2 separate regions of the Homo sapiens genome follow, and region 2 is linked to region 1. Evidence: read pairs that join two places in POLR2A ChIA-PET (ENCODE). Cell type or tissue: HepG2. All regions are shown on one strand. Links, peaks and the distances in the headings refer to the core of each region. The heading gives the core; the rest is flanking DNA.

What was found. ChIA-PET counts read pairs that join two places held together with the same protein. Peaks named below come from ENCODE experiments on the same cell type or tissue, not always from the same donor. Only the 100,000 strongest peaks of a DNase experiment are listed, where the experiment ranks them.
Region 2: POLR2A ChIA-PET joins it to region 1 with 5 read pairs; 2 of 35 experiments call an interaction of 5 or more read pairs at or near these places.

What each region holds. Positions count from the first base shown.
Region 1 is chr3:149,383,224-149,387,622 of GRCh38, forward strand. It overlaps TM4SF1-AS1 (TM4SF1 antisense RNA 1), which reads left to right. Exons shown (of 2, transcript NR_109810.1): 2 at 3,149-3,360. Among named protein-coding and RNA genes, the nearest start is that of TM4SF1-AS1, 7.6 kb to the left of the region's middle. RefSeq lists an enhancer at 3,545-4,399. In HepG2, for the core only: no CTCF peak of the experiment used is centred there; DNase peaks (open chromatin) are centred at 1,968, 2,698 and 3,888; H3K4me3 peaks cover 2,218 bases.
Region 2 is chr3:149,188,278-149,192,676 of GRCh38, forward strand. The region is part of intron 9 of CP (ceruloplasmin); the gene reads right to left. Among named protein-coding and RNA genes, the nearest start is that of CP, 31 kb to the right of the region's middle. In HepG2, for the core only: no CTCF peak of the experiment used is centred there; no DNase peak of the experiment used is centred there.

The DNA of each region.
Region 1 (4,399 bases), core at 266-4,265:
AAGCCTCATAGAGTGAATGGAATCATTATGGCCATTTTATAGTTAATCCCACAGGGGTTAAAAACTCTTCCCAAGGTCATCTAGCTAGTTGGCAGTGGAACTGGGTTACCTTTAAGAATTAACATAAACAGTCTATGATTCTATGTGGTTGTGAGATTCTAGAAGGAAGATTTGAACTCAGATCTCCTGCACCCCAGTTGTGTTTTTCCACATGCATTTCTCCTTCCTTGTAGTTTCTTACTCATTTGAACATGACAAATGTAATGATTCCTATATAGTAACAATGCTCATTAGAGCATTCTGATTATAGTAACAGAAGCCAGTTGAGTTACCTAAAACAAAGGGGCATTAATTATAAACTTCAAAGGTGGAGATGCAGATAGGATGATGGAACTCACGGACAGGGGAACAAAGGTCTGGAAATTCGGAATGTCATACTCCACATTTTGCATTTTTGACTCTTTCTATCCATATACTTTATTCTTCTTAGTGCAGTCTCATTGTCTCTGGTTCTCAGTTCACACACAAAAAATATGGCTACTGACAGTTCTGAAGTTTATAGTTTTTTCAGTTCAAGAGATTCATCCCAAGTCCAGATTGTGAGAGAAGGGACATGCATTGGACAAGACCAGGCCAGGTGCCCATGCCTGTGGGGTCAGGTGCCCATGCCTGTGGGGCCTGCATAAACATGGCTGCTGGGAGCCATCCCTGCAACCAGGTACATGCAGGAGAAGTCATTCTCAGGAAAAGGTGAGTGTGGGACCAGGCAGGGAAGCCAGTTTCTGTCCTTTATTTGGAACCATAATCAAGGCAGACAACCACAGTAAAGAGATGCAGAGGCAGGGAGTAGTGTAAAACCACCTTACACACAGCTTCCTGGCTTTCCCTTCACTTTAGGTTGTAGCTCAAGTTATTCTTGGGCTAAAAAATAAGCTCTGTTGGCCCAATTAAACCAGAATTAATCACCAATTCCCCATCTTTATCTGGTAATTTTAGTTCAACATTGCTCAGCTGATGGCTCATTAAGCCAAGAACTCTCCCAGGTCTCAGTTACCATTTTCAGACAAGACACCTCCTGGGGTGCCTGCCCTGTGGTCTGAAGCTCAAGATGTGGCTCTGGGTCTCCCTTCCTGAGGGCTAGCTACCCAGAAGGGCTGGTGTGACTTCCTCTTGAATGGGTGAGCTGAAGGCATCCAGGGCACCTAGGGCAACTAGTGCATAAATACTTGAAGGGGAAAGGACTCTCATGTTCTGATTTGAGTATCATTTCCTTGGGTTGAATAATTAGAGCCTGGCATGTGAGATGTGGAGGGCTTCAAAGACCATTTGATTTTCAACAGAAAACGGTCTATGGTTTTCTAAAACGACACACCCTGATTCAGCCCAAGGGAAACAGAATGTCTGTGGGTGAGGCCAGGAATCTGCATTTTAAGTAAGTCCTCCAAATGACTCCAGTGCCCAAGCAGAGTTGAAGTCCACTGATGTAGGTGGCCCAACTTTCTAGTTTTATACATGAGGCTACGCAAGTCCAGCAAGGTTCATTTCAGTTGAGAAGAAAAACCATTGATTAAAATAAAAAAAAAAAACCCTAAAAACTTTAAACTGATGAATTCATGTGTTTGCACCTTTTGAACCCGGTTCACCAAGTGGTTCTCTTTGTGAGGCAGGAGAAGTAGCAGGCCACTTGCAGCTCCTCTCTCTGTCTGATGGGAGACCAGGTCCTCCCTGGGAAAAGTAGCAAGTTCTCTCCTGCTGGCCTCCTTCCACAGATCACAGCTGCCTTTGGGGAGAATGACAAAAACTGTTCAGGGTTCCTGGGTAATACGTATCCAGTTTCTGTGCATTCAGGGGAAGAGGAGCGTGGAGCAGAAGGAGAGTGGGCACATGCAAGTCACTCTGATGCCGTCATTTAACTTTACAGCTCCGTTGTGCAAAGCTGTTTACAGGTGAGGAAACTGAAGCTCATCTGGGTTAAGCATGCAGGCCAAAGTCACAAGGCTGGCGAGTAATTAGGCCTGGATTCCTCCTACGCAAGTCTCCCTGACTCACATACCCATGCTCTTTCCTTCACACACTGGGCTGATTTTACTACAATGTTGATCAGATTCGGGGACTGTTTCTTTGGCACTTCTAAATAACACAATTTTGAGACATTAATCACTTGGATTCTACTTTAATTCGATGAATGATTTCAAGGTTAACCTGATGTCTCAAAATTAAAGCTACAGCTCCTGTTCTACAAACTTGGTTTTACTGTAGCAAAATAGAACTATCAACAAACAAGAGATGTGTGCAATGAAAAGTTTTTAAAAGAATTGTCTAGATTCAGTAGAGGAGAGAAATAATAGGGCCTATTTTCATTTCCTTTACCCTGGTCTAACTTGTAAAAGGATTTCCCTACCTGTGTCACTGGTCATGATTGCAAGTTGTCCAGGTTCTTGGCGTTTTGAACAAAGAATTGGACAAAACGCCCAGCAAAGCAAAGAATGGAGCAACAAAAGAACAAAAGCAGGGATTTATTGAAAATGAAAGTACACTCCACAGTGTGGAAGTGGGCCCGAGCACCAGCTCAAGGGCCCAAATACAGAATCTTCTTGGGTCCAAATACCCCTGGAAGTTTCTCATTGGCCACTTCATGCTTACCTCATGTAAATGAAGTGGTAGCCCGCAATCAGTCTGATTGCTTGCAGAAAGCAGCCAACCAGAGGATGAAGTGAAGTTACAAAGGTCACACTCCTGTGCAAACATCTGATTGGTTGCAAAAAGCAACCAATCAGAGGGTAGGGTGAAGTTACAAAGTTATACTTCTATGCAAACTGAAGACTCCGTCCACAATCAGTCTGATCAGAGCCACAGTCAGACCATTCAGAGTCTGGAGTGAAGTTACTAAATTGCAAACAAAGTCTCTACCAGCAATAAGTCTGATTTGTCGCTTACAGACAACTTCCCAACTGCCACGCAGAAAAGGTCAAAGGGAGTAGCCTCTGGTCCTTCTGTTACTGAGGCATGGAAAGTTAGGGTTTTCCTTTCAATTTAGTTCTAGGAAGTCAGTGTGAAAAGCCTTAGGTTCCCTGCCTCCAGTCTCTATTCTCCTGCCTCACATGGCCTTTTGACCTTATATAAAATATGCTTGCTTTTTTGCAGAAAGGTTGGGGTGAAACTCTCCACTCCTGCTTTCATACCATTTGAAGTTCAGACCAGTGAGATTTCCATCAGTTGGGAGTTGAAGATGCCACAAGGACAAGAACTGAGGATGGTTTGCTCAGAGCTGATTTTTAGACACCATTTTCCAGGGATCCCTGGTGACAGAGGAGCATTTTTTTTGTGGTTGAGTTCTGAATTAAAAAGTGTCGTACTATATATTTGTTTGGTCATTTCTATGACTTCAGCACTCTCAAAGACTTGGACAGAAGCATAAATAAGAGGCAGTGTGAGCATTCTCCAAGTAATCATTCCAAGTTGGTGAGTTCATACTCCACCTAGACCTCATGGCCTCGCCACTCTCAGTCAAACTGGTTTTTGTGGTTGTCAAAGTCCAACATGGCAAATTTCCCACTGATACTAAGTGAGTTGAAAACTCAAGTTACAGTTGATTTTGCCCTAGGGAATTTTACCAAGAACAGCTTTACAGCAGTGGAGAGTTGAAACGTGTGTGTGTGTGTGTGTGTGTGAGAGAGAGAGAGAGAGAGAGACAGAACGAGTGAGCATATGTGTTAGAAAGACAGACACCCAAAAAAATGTCAGATTTGGTTTGGCTACACTTCTTGCTCTTCTGGCCCAGGTGGACAGTTGACCTTCCTTCCCCCTACCTGTTCATAGTCTCTGACTGGCTTTGATGCGGGAGAACTGAAGTCCAAATAAGCATGACCCTAGCCTCTAATACAAACACCGTGCTTCAGATTTCCTCCCCAGAAAGGGAGTTGAGATTCTAACTAGCTGAGTCATCTAGTGACAACTCCCTTCATTGTGTTATGTTACAAAAACATAGTTGTTCACTATGGGAACCCGGATGGGAAATCCATTCCACTTTCAGGTTAAACCGTTAGCCTGGCCAAATGACTGTAAGATTCTACAAGGTCCTGATTTTTCAATAATGCCTTCACCATGATTTGGAAATTACTTTTTCAGACTTAGAAGGTGAGGAAAACTTGAGCAAGAATTGCAAAGGAACTGAAAAACCAATTTGAAACATAAACATTATCTGGAATGTTTATAATGCATGTATTCCTTGTCCAATAGAAACCAAATAAGCTTCTCTGATGAGACCCTTCAGAATAGCTGTCCCTAAGAGGAACTAAATCAGGAATTGGGGATAGCTGGCAAGAAGACATCAAAGAAAGCTCAGGATGTGGAATCTCTACATTGCCCTGGATCTTCTTTTGCAGGTGCAGGTTCCTAG
Region 2 (4,399 bases), core at 232-4,231, 190 kb before region 1:
GCACAAACACACCTAAAGGAAAGAATGAGAACAGAAGTTTCTGTTGCTCTTTGTAAACTAGGGTTCCTGAAATATTTCAGTTCACCACCAGAGCTTTCTTTGGTATCTGTTTAGTGGATTTGTGGTTCAATATGGTAATCTGAGTCTCTCTCTGCATCTAAAAGTTCTAACTCTACCTTCCTGCCCACATTGTGCATACCAATTGAAGCCTCCAAAAAAAAAAAAAAAAAAAAAAAAAAAAAGTTAAAATAGGAAAGAATATGGGTCTGTGCTGGAAATCAGGGAAGATTTCACATTCATGAAAACCGGAAGAATTCCTGTAAGGCAGAGCAGGATGGAAGCAGATTTGAGGAAGAAATCATCCCAGATGAAGAAATAACCTCCCAATGAATTCGAACAGAGATTCAAACAATCTCCAGCCAGCTGTTCAAACATTATCACCTCCTCCCACTTCTCCCAGTGGAAAAAACAAAAAAAAAGGAGCAGAAGTGCATCTGGTCTATGAAATGATTCAGTAGTTCAGAAGAAGGCAGTCAAAGGAATCAAAGCAAATGAGCCCCTGAGAATAAGTGACTCTTAAAGGAGAGAATACTTTAGAGATTATTGCCTGTCTTTCCCTTAAGATCAGTCCTTCAGATACATGATAAGGTGATTATCAAATTGAAAAAAATCAAACTAAAGCAAAGACCTGAAGGTTAGATCCTTCAGAGAACTGAAACTATGATGAAGGGGATCTAAAGAAAGCTCCCATAAATCAGAGGAGAGCATTTGAAGGTGAAAAATATACACATTGTAATAATTTTAGAAAGAAGTTATAAAAGGAAGAGGCACAATCATAAGAAATACTAGTGGAAGTGTTTGCCACCACAAAGGGAAAAGACTAGAGGATTCAGATTCAAAAGCTTCCTGAAAACAAGACAAAATTACAAAATTAGTAATGGAGATCTGTACTAAAAATGTCCTGGTAAATGTTCCATTTAAAAATGTTATGAAAGGCCAGGCGTGGTAGCTCACGCCTGTAATCCCAGCACTTTGGGAGGCCAAGGCATGTGGATCACGAGGTCAGGAGATCGAGACCATCCTGGCTAACATGTGAAACCCCGTCTCTACTAAAAATACAAAAAAAATTAGCCGGGTGTGATGGCGGGCTCCTGTAGTCCCAGCTACTTGGGAGGCTGAGGCAGGAGAATGGCGTGAACCCAGGAGGTGGAGCTTGCAGTGAGCCAAGATCGAGCCACTGCACTCCAGCCTGGGTAACAGAGCGAGACTCTATCTCAAAAAAAAAAAAAAAAAGTTATGAAACGAAAAAATCAGGTTGACATTAAAATTATCAAGTATAATAAATGCCAGAAGAAGATGAAGTAGCATTTATCTTTTTGAGAAGAAAATATTATGATACAAAAATGTAACACCAGGTAAAGAACAACAAAAGTCATTTTCAGATGTATAAGGATTCCAACAGGGACTGGTACAATCACCTGTATACTGATCGACAGAGAAAACGTCAATGAAATATTTTCAGGTCATGTTTTCTGATCATAATGCAATAAAATTAAAAATTACTAGTCAAGGACAAAAAGTAAAAAAAGAATGTCATTTTTGATCCAAATAACTTAGATCGAAGAGAAAATAAAAATGAAATACTGAGATTTGGTAAGTAATGTCTGTGAGCATGCTGTAAAGAAAAATGTATAGAATGTAACTACACATATAAACTAAGAATCTGAAAAGCTTTTTATCTTAAGACTAAATAAAAATAAATCTAAATATCTGAAAAAATTTTAAAATTAGTTACAGAGAAAAATTAACAAAGACAAAAGCATAAATTAAGAAATTTAACACAGGTAAAATGATTAAATCCAAAAATATATTATGTGAAAAGACCAGAGAAATATAAATCTCTGGCAAGTCTAATAAAAAAGGTGGAGAGAACCAAAAAAATACCACATTAGAAATGAGAAAGGAATATAACCACATATATAGGGGAGAAAAATGTAAATCATTATATGCAATTAATGTGATCTACTGACTTAGAAAGAAGTGCCTGACTGGACTAGTACTCATGGATGAAATAAAATAGTGATTAAAAACATAAACAGGCTGGGTGCGGTGGCTCACACTTGTAATCCCAGCACTTTGGGAGACCGAGGCAGGCAGATCACTTGAGGCCAGAAGGTTGCAACCAGCCTGGCCAACATGGTGAAACCCCATCTCTACTAAAAATACAAAAATTAGCCAGGTGTGGTGGCAGGCGCCTGTAGTCCCAGCTACTCAGGAGGCTGAGGCACAAGAATCACTTGAACCCAGCAGGTGGAGGTTGCAGTGAGCTGAGATCACACCACTGCACTCCAGCCTGGGCGACAGAGGAAGACTCTGTCTAAAAAAAAAAAAAAAAAAAAAAGGAGGGGGGGAACCCCATAAACAACAAAACTACTCCTTTTTAAAAGTCAAAATAATTTTTAAGGCAGTTTCTTTCAACTCTCTAGGGAGCAGATGGTTCCCAAATATTTAAACTATTCCTAGTTTATTTAATAAAGATAGTATAACCATGGATATTAATATCTGAAAAAGCAAGCAAAAGCTAAACTAATTTCATTTATAAGCTTAAATGAGAAATTCTAAATCAAACACAGTCAAATTCAGCCCACCAATATATTAAAGAAAAATTCACCATACTTAAGTGTTGTTCTCCCCCAGAGTGCAAGGATAGTTTAACATTAGAAAGTCTTTAATGTAGCTGGTCATATTTATTTGTAGTTGATCACATTACAGGAGAAAGACTATATAATGATTTCAAGAAAATCTAAAAAGAAATTTTTGTAAAATATGACATTCTGGCATTAGCTCTTCCCTTTGCTTTCCTCTCAGATCTTTGCAAGGCTGCCTTTTTGAAATTTAGGTATCACATTAAATATTATCTCCACATTATCTGAACTAGAATTTCTGTTCACTATCTCATTACGCTATTTTTTTTTTTTTTTTTTTTGCAGAACTGCTCACTTTCTGAAGTTATCTATTTCATTTTCTTTTGTTTGCTTATCTTCATCTCCTTTCCTCCCATTCCCCTCCTTCCTCCCATATACACTAGAATAAAAACCTATCAGAGCAGGAAACTTATTTGTCTTATTTACCAGTGAATTCTGTGCCTAGCACAGGATGTTTTTGGAGCAGCTCAAGTGATTTGTTTTAAAAACACTCAGTGTAAAAGTAGAATAAAGCACAACCACTAGCCAATTCATACTTAGTGGTAAAATAAACAGAGATGTTCTCATTAAGATCAGACACAAACAAGGCTACTGGCTATTCCACTATTGTTTAATATTATTTTTAATATTCTACCCATCATAATAAGGCAAGAAAATAGAATAAATTTGCTGGCGATGAGAATTAGCATTATTTATAGATAATATAGAACCTATATGAATCAGTTGGAAATTATTTGAACTAAGAAATGAATATTTAAGATGTCCAGCTCCAAAATAAATGTTAAGCAATTAACAGCTGTTTCTATAATGACAATATGCAATTAAAAAATACCGTGTTATGCATAATATTAAGAAAAACAGGAATTCAATGAGAAACATGCAGGACGAATATGAAAAAGACTATAAGAATTTACTGAATAATTAAAAAGACAACTTGAATTAAAGGGCTCCTGAGTGAAAGACTAACTATAGCTAAGAGATGAATTCTCTCCAACTAAAGCTATTCATTTAATGTAATAATAATAAAAACTACCAATGGCAGTTTTTTAGTTTAACAAAATTATATTAAAATTGATCTAGAATAATGTATATGTGAGGGTATCTAAGAATAAAAAGGGAAAATAATTCTTTTCAGTAATGGATGAACATGTTCTGACATGTATTTAAAACTTTACAAGCTGCAATAATAAAAACAATGTGGTACAGGTACTGGCACAGATAGGTCACACGGTAAACTAGGAAACCTAGAAAAATGATCCAGATATATTTAAGATTTACAATATGTTAAAGGTGACACTTCAAATCAGTGAGTAAAGAATAGATTTGTTAATATATAATGCTCAGATAATCTAATAGTTGTTTAGAAAAGATAAAACTTAGAGCCTTAGAGCCCTACTCACCAAACTGAAAATGTGTTACAAGTAGCATTTTTAAGATACTGACTAAACTGTAGATGAATATTTACTTACCTATAGAATAGAAAATAATTTTCTAAGTATGATACAAAAGGCAAAAAAAAAAGAATTGATAATTTGGCTATGTAACACTGAAAACAGCTATATTGTCACAGGCAAACAAACAAAAAAGTAAAAACACTCAACTGTAAGCAATAATGGAATATGAAAAAACACACACAAAAAAGAAAAAGACCTGCATTATACATAACAAAGATAATATGTATGTAGTATACACAC